2 separate regions of the Homo sapiens genome follow, and region 2 is linked to region 1. A link is a contact called in ENCODE Hi-C or POLR2A ChIA-PET data. All regions are on one chromosome and are shown on one strand. The core of a region is the stretch at or near the end of the contact, and the rest is flanking DNA. Distances in the headings are between cores, read along the strand shown. Region 1 holds the start of LINC02693 (long intergenic non-protein coding RNA 2693). Region 2 has its middle 24 kb from the start of LINC01563.

Region 1 (3,383 bases), core at 46-2,545:
CCCCTCTACCATGCAGTCACCCACACCCATGCTTATACTGATGGAGAGGAGTCAACTATGAGCTATTCACTGGATGACAAGCCCAGCTACTGTCACAGGTGCACCCCAAGTCCAGGACAGAATGCTAGCAGATAGCTGCTGGTCTGAGAAATGTCATCATCATATAAGCCTGAGTGAAAACACAGCCCCTTTACTACTAAGAAATCTGAAAACAAACAAACATAAACAAACATAATTTTAAATTTTGTATTTTTTATGATGTCATTTGTCCCAACAGCCATCTGACATCAATAGCCCTGATTACTAAAAGTCTCAACGTTATAGAAATGTTCTCCTCCTTTTTGAAAACCATGTTCATTTTTCCCCCACGATACAGCGCTATCTGCAAAGCCTTGAACTGATAACATAGCTCAGGGGCTAACTCTTGTCTTAGCAGAGTAGCAGCTGAAAAAAGAAGACAATTCTTAACAAACAGGGAGATCAGGAATGCTCACTTCTAAAAACATTATTTATTCAGGGCAAGTGGTATTTGTGACGTGCGAATGAAGCTTAAACTTCAGCTTTAATTTATAAGAATTAGGAAATGCAGATTAAATCTCTGATGCCATATTGTGAATTCAGTAAAGGTTAACTAATCTACGACGCAAAGACAAACGTTAGCTATCCTACGCTTATTATTCTGGAAATTTAATGAAAATTAAACAAGAAGACTCACAGAGTATAAGAATTGTCCCCCCGCCTTAACAGTGTTGTTTTCAGCCTCTGTTGCCTGAAACATTGCAGAATAATTCAGATTTTTTTAACCCCACCTTTTTATTGAGTAAAACCAAAGTACTAAACTAATAAATGTGAAAAAGGATGTTGGGTTTAAAAAGAAAAAGCCTCAAGACATCGAGCCTCTTAGATATTTTAAAAGTGAAGACTGAGAAGGAACGCACTGTTGCTAAACAGAATTATAGGATTATGGTCAATTTATAATCTTTTCAATATGGGATTTGAATGTTCTGATATTAGATACCGTGTACGTGCTTTATTTATATAGTACCTCCCGAGAAGAAAAAAACCAGTATTGGTTTATACAGTATTTGGCATGCTATTCACGTATGCAGTGATGTATACGATGTCAGAGCTAGAAAATAGCTTAGATACGATTTGGATTCAGCGCTGGGCGGCTCCGCCCCCGCCAAGCCCCGCCCCGTCCCCTCAACCCCGCCCGGCTCCGCCTCGTCCCCTCCGCCCCGCCCCGTCCCCTCCGCCCCGCCCCGTCTCCTCCGCCCCGCCCCGACCCCGGGGCATGCGCTGTGCGCCCGGCCGGCGTGGCTGGCTGTTTGAGGACTGCGCGCGGAGCTCCGTGGCGGGTGTCTGAAGTCGTGAGTTTACTGCTTGTAAGGAACATAGCGATCACTGGGAACCTGGAAGTAGAGACTCCTTTCTGCCATCCATCCGTCCCTCGGGCTGCTGCGAATCCCCCCGCCGGCCTCCAGGACCCCGGGCTGACTGAACGCCCGCACCGGTCCCGCCGCCCCAGGGCCCGCTACGCGCCCGGCATAATGGGAGAAAAATCACGACGGAAAGGCCCAGCCCCTCGCCATGCAGACGGGAAGCTTGGCCGCACGTGTGATCACCCTTACGCCCCTTGGAGTTTCACCCCCTCTTCGCGGGCTCCAACAGCCTGGGTCAGGCCTCCTTGTCCTGTGTGGGCCTCTCGGCTGCAAGAACACAGTCCCGAGCCCCGGCGAGCCCGCGCGCCTCCCACCCGCCGTGCACAGGCTGCACTTTACGCCCCAGCACTGCGCCTGCGGGACCATCTGGATCGCTTTTCCATTCTGATGACGTCCTGTACTTCGTGGCTGCAGGCTCCTCAAGCCCCAGGTCTGTGCAGAGACGAGCAAAGCAGCAGAATATCCGTGCCACAGCTTTCTGGAGCACCCATTTTACTACCAGATTTGGAAGGAACGAAGTTAAGTAATTTCCAAGGTAAGTAATTAAAATTTTACGATGAAAAGGCTAGAAACTCTTCTGCTGGTAATAACTGTCAGACATATCTGTGCCTGAAATGTCAGACTTTTTCTGAGAAAAAAACTGAAAACTTGTTTCCCATTATTTTAAATAGGAAAAATTATAGGGCACAACAAGTCAATAGAAAAAAACCTACCAATTTCCTAACTCACAGTGTGGCAGTAGGTTTAAGTTGCACATAAGTTAGGATGTAAAATGCTTAAATGTTGCCACTTGGTCACCCACATTTGATATGGTTGTTAACATGCATTTGCCTTGGATGCAGTAGCTGTGCGACCAGCAACATCACACGTGAACCTCCCCTTTGTCAACACACCAAAGCTTTTTGAAGTGACTGTCATGATCCTGATGGTCTACCAGTTGTTTCTGGAAGGAACATGTGGTTTTTTCCAGCAAACTATTTAGTTTAAAATGTTGTAATTTTTGAAAGCTCAAACATTATGTCTACAACCATCAGCCAAAAAATTTGAGACAGGTTCTTGCTCTTTTGCCCAAACTGCACCACGAAAGGGGTTCCAGCGATCCACCTGCTTCAGCCTCCCCAGTAGCTGAGACCACAGGTTTGTGCCACCATGCCTGTTAATTTCTAAATTTTTTGTAGAAACTACATCTCCCCACATTGCCCAGGCTGGCCTCGAACTTCTAGACTCAAGCAATTTTCCTGCCTTGGCCTCCCAAAGTGCTGGAATCACAGGCGTGAGTCACCAACCGCACTCAGCCTGAAAAATGTTTTGTGAGATAAATAGCTGCTATACAGTTTAGATATTAAAAACTAAGATGTGTTCTTCCAGGAAAGTTATACTTTCAGATATATTCTGTGTCACATCCTGTATGATGAAATAGATGGCAAAAAAAAAAAAAATCCCATTTAATTTAAAGATGGAAGCTGTAACTTCAAGTAAATTTGGAGCTGAGGAGTCCTTTCGGGCTATGACCCCAGAATTCTGGGGTTCTCTGTACTGATTTTTTGCTAGTGTCCACACACAAGCATTCCTTAATGCTGTGCATTAAACAAATAGACCTTTTTTAACCCCAGGTTTCTCTCCATTTACCATTCTGTTTCTCTGCTCCATGCAACTTCCTCACCTCATGTCCTCTCTTGCACCCACTCCTTTCCAGCTTTCCTCCAAGGTACTTTGCTGAAACGACTTTTATCTCAGTCATTTAGCTGCATTTGACACAGACGATACAATTGAGGAGTTCCACCCTTTCTTCTGGATTTTAGGGACCTTCCCTCCTGGATTCCCTCTCACCTTTATCCTCATCCTCCTGCTCCTCCTCCACCAGATCTCTAGTGATCCTCTCAGAATGATCCCACACAGTCTCATAGCTTTAAATACCATCCATCTGTTGATAACCACTAG
Region 2 (3,256 bases), core at 552-3,051, 450 kb after region 1:
CTAGTTTGTTGCCACGGTGCTATGTGCTTTTCATACAGACATTTATTGACTGCAATACAGAAATACTGAGGAAGTGATGATGTTGTCATACCACCTCCTGCATGAAGGCTTCCCTAACCCTGCCTCCTTTCCCAGACTGAAAGTAATTTCCACATTCTCAGAATGTGGAATATTCTTATAGCTCCAAACACATGGAGCCTTCAGGAACAATTACTCACATATTCGTCTTAATTATCCAAACCACCCTGAATCTTGCTACAAAGAACATAAATTCTATGTATATTCAATGTGACTTTTTGGCACAGATTAAGCATTAATAACCTTTTGAAGAAAGGTTATGGTTACATGGAACTTTAAAGCATATTTTAATCTGTTTATGAATACTTAATTTCCCCTTGTAATTTAGGTATTGATCTTTGAAGTTATAGGGCTTTTTATCTATAAAGTGACTCTGGGCCTGGCGCAGTGGCTCAGGCTTGTAATCCCAGCACTTTGGGAGGCCGAGGCAGACGGCTCACCTGAGGAGTTCGAGACCAGCCTGGCCAACATAGTGAAACTCTGTCTCTACTAAAAATACAAAAAATTAGGCCGGACGCAGTGGCTTACGCCTGTAATCCTAGCACTTTGGGAGGCCCAGGCGGGTGGATCATGACGTCATGAGTTTGAGACCAGCCTGACCAACATGGTGAAACCCCGTCTCTACTAAAAATACAAAAATTAGCCAGGCGTGGTGGCGCGAGTTTGTGATCCCAGCTACTCGGGAGGCTGAGGCAGGAGAATCGCTTGAACCCGGGGGGGTGGAGGTTGCAGTGAGCCGAGATCCCGAGATCACGCCACTGCACTCCAGCGTGGACAACAGAGCAAGACTCTGCCAAAAAAAAAAAAAAAAAAAAAAAAAAAAGTGACTGGAAAATAATAGTCATTTTTAGGTTGGGCAGTGCTCAGCGCTATATTGGGGTCTCAAAAAGTGTCAACCAGTGTATTACTGAAGACGGACAGGTGGTGGCAGGGCTCTTAGCTGAGGGATGGAAAAATGCTTGCTGCCTAGAATTCACTTACATTCTTTGTTTCCTCTCTCCAGGTTTCTGGCTCTGTGTGGAATAGGCACTGTCCTCCTGGTAGGTGTAAGGGAATCAGATGTTGCATTTTGATCGTGATAAGTTACTTGCTTTTCTGCTTTGTTCACCTTAAATTGAAAGTGGAGAGATGCAAATTCTGCCCCATCCTGGGGAGGCAGCTCCTGCTTCCAGCCAGCTCTGGAGCAGGTTCAGGTGTCCGCAACTTTAAAATTGCCTTGGGGGTCTTTCGGGAAGCACTTCGCAGGGGACAAGCGCGTGGTTATGGTTTGGGTACAGGCAGCGTTTTCCCCAAGGACTTGCTGGCGCCCGCTTCAGGGATGCGCGTAAGCTCCCGAGGCTGTCAGTCAGTCCCTCGGTCGCTCCGGAAATTTGAAAGATTGTTAATCAAGAGGTCTCCACCAATGGATGGGCACAGGTCGTGGCTGGGCCAATCAGGCTCTGTCTCTAGGACTTTGGCGCGAAAAGACGCAAGGTCCAAAAAGAAAAAGAAAAAAAAAAAGAAAAAGGAAACGGTAGTGTGAGATTGATAGATTCTAGCAGCCCTCCTATGAACCTGCCCGTTAATTCCTCTTCTCTAAATGTCTGCCTTTTTTCTTCGTGTACAATTCCTTTTTGTCAGTGTAGCAGGAATAAATATCGATCTCTATCAACGTTGGTGTAAAAGGACCCTGCCTTTTAGCAGCTCATTCCGCCCCCAACAAAAGACTACACTTCCCAGCGACCCTTGCAGACCCGAAAAGCCGGTTTCCACACCCCGAGGCTCTCTCATGCCCTTCTCCCAGTCACTATGCCTAGCCCCAGATAACCACTCTTCTGTCCTCTAGCACCTCCATCACCAGTTCCTGGACTTCATGAAGGGGTACGCTTTGCATCTGGCTTCTTTCACCCAACATCATGTCTGTGATATTCGAGTAATGATTATATGGGTGTGCACATGTATAAAACTCGTAAGTTTGTACTCTTAAGATTGATGTTTTGTTGTTTTTTGAGATGGAGTTTCGCTCCGTCGCCCAGGCTGGAGTGCAGTGGTGCGATCTCGGCTCACTGCCATCTCTGCCTCCCGGGTTCAAGTGATTCTCCTGCGTCAGCCTCCTGAGTAGCTGGGACTACAGGCGTGAGCCACCACTCCCGGCTAATTTTTGTATTTTTAGTGGAGACAGGGTTTCACTATGTTGGCCGGGCTGGTCTCAAACTCCTGGCCTCAAGTGATCCTCCCGCCACGGCCTCCCAAAATGTTGGGATTACAGGCATGAGTTACAATCATATGTATAGTATACCTTAAAAAAAGGATGTAACATTTCATTCTTGAGTTTGTATTTCCCAAGGTATCCAAAATCAGGCCAGAAGGTTTTAGTGAAATTCTCTACTTTTGTTTTAATCAAATTTCATATTCTAGGAAATCACTCACTTTCACCTTCAGGCTGAAGTGCACACTCCTTTGATTAGTAATATGCAGTTAAGGGAGCAGGTTCTGGGGCCAGACTTCCTGGGCACAAATCACATTTCTGCCTCTTACTAGCAGTGTGAGCCTGAAGAAAGTATTTAACCAGTTTAACTCATCCATAAAATGAAATAATCGCAGCCTGGCCAATGTGGCAAAACTCCGTCTCTACTGAAAAAAAAAAATTAGCCGGGAGTGGTGGCGCTCGCCTGTAATCCCAGCTACTTGGGAGGCTGAGACAGGAGAATGGCTTGAACCCAGGAGAGGTAGCAGTGAGCCAAGATCACGCCACTGCACTCCAGTCTGGGCGACAGAGCAAGACTGTCTCAGAAAAAAAAAAACCATCATATTACCTATCTCTCAGGGTTGTTGAGTGGTTAAATGTGTGCTTATGAAAAGTGCTTAGAATACTAAGAACAACAGAATGCGTGCTATTGTTATTGATGCTCAGTATTATGATTGGCCCACAAGGCTCTTCCTGATCTGTTTCTTATCAGCCTTCCAGCATCGTGTCTCACCATTCTCCCTCTGGTTTCTACCCATCCAAGTGTACCTAATCTTGCTGTTTAACTTATTTTCATGTTCTCCTCCCTCTGCCCAAAACACCCTTACCCCAGGCTGGAGCATCCACCATATAGTTTGAGCACACACTTAGGGCACCAGCAAAGCAGAGGCAACCCCCTAAGAAAAAAGAGAGTGAAGAAAAAGAATATATCTCTACAGTATTTGATGGCTG

The links. A loop is a pair of places that touch in the nucleus more often than their neighbours do. ChIA-PET counts read pairs that join two places held with the same protein, here RNA polymerase II (POLR2A). Pooled maps may share reads with other maps.
Region 2: a pooled map shows a loop between it and region 1 (5-fold over the local background). The contact joins the enhancer-like site here to the promoter of LINC02693 in region 1. A Hi-C loop is called at or near these places in 7 of 50 pooled maps. POLR2A ChIA-PET finds 5 or more read pairs at or near these places in 2 of 52 experiments (PC-3 and activated CD4-positive, alpha-beta T cell).

What each region holds. Positions count from the first base shown.
Region 1 is chr17:21,549,590-21,552,972 of GRCh38, reverse strand. It overlaps LINC02693 (long intergenic non-protein coding RNA 2693), which reads left to right and starts at 1,295. Exons shown (of 2, transcript NR_160801.1): 1 at 1,295-1,977. RefSeq lists a silencer at 1,232-1,401.
Region 2 is chr17:21,097,641-21,100,896 of GRCh38, reverse strand. No RefSeq gene overlaps it. Among named protein-coding and RNA genes, the nearest start is that of LINC01563, 24 kb to the right of the region's middle. RefSeq lists enhancers at 1,199-1,408, 803-1,420, 1,327-1,621, 1,421-2,037 and a silencer at 1,327-1,621. Within about 2 kb of position 1,801, at least 7 of the 41 ENCODE cell types and tissues checked have a DNase peak (open chromatin) inside an H3K27ac peak, as active enhancers do; they include PC-3, where a contact is called at or near this core.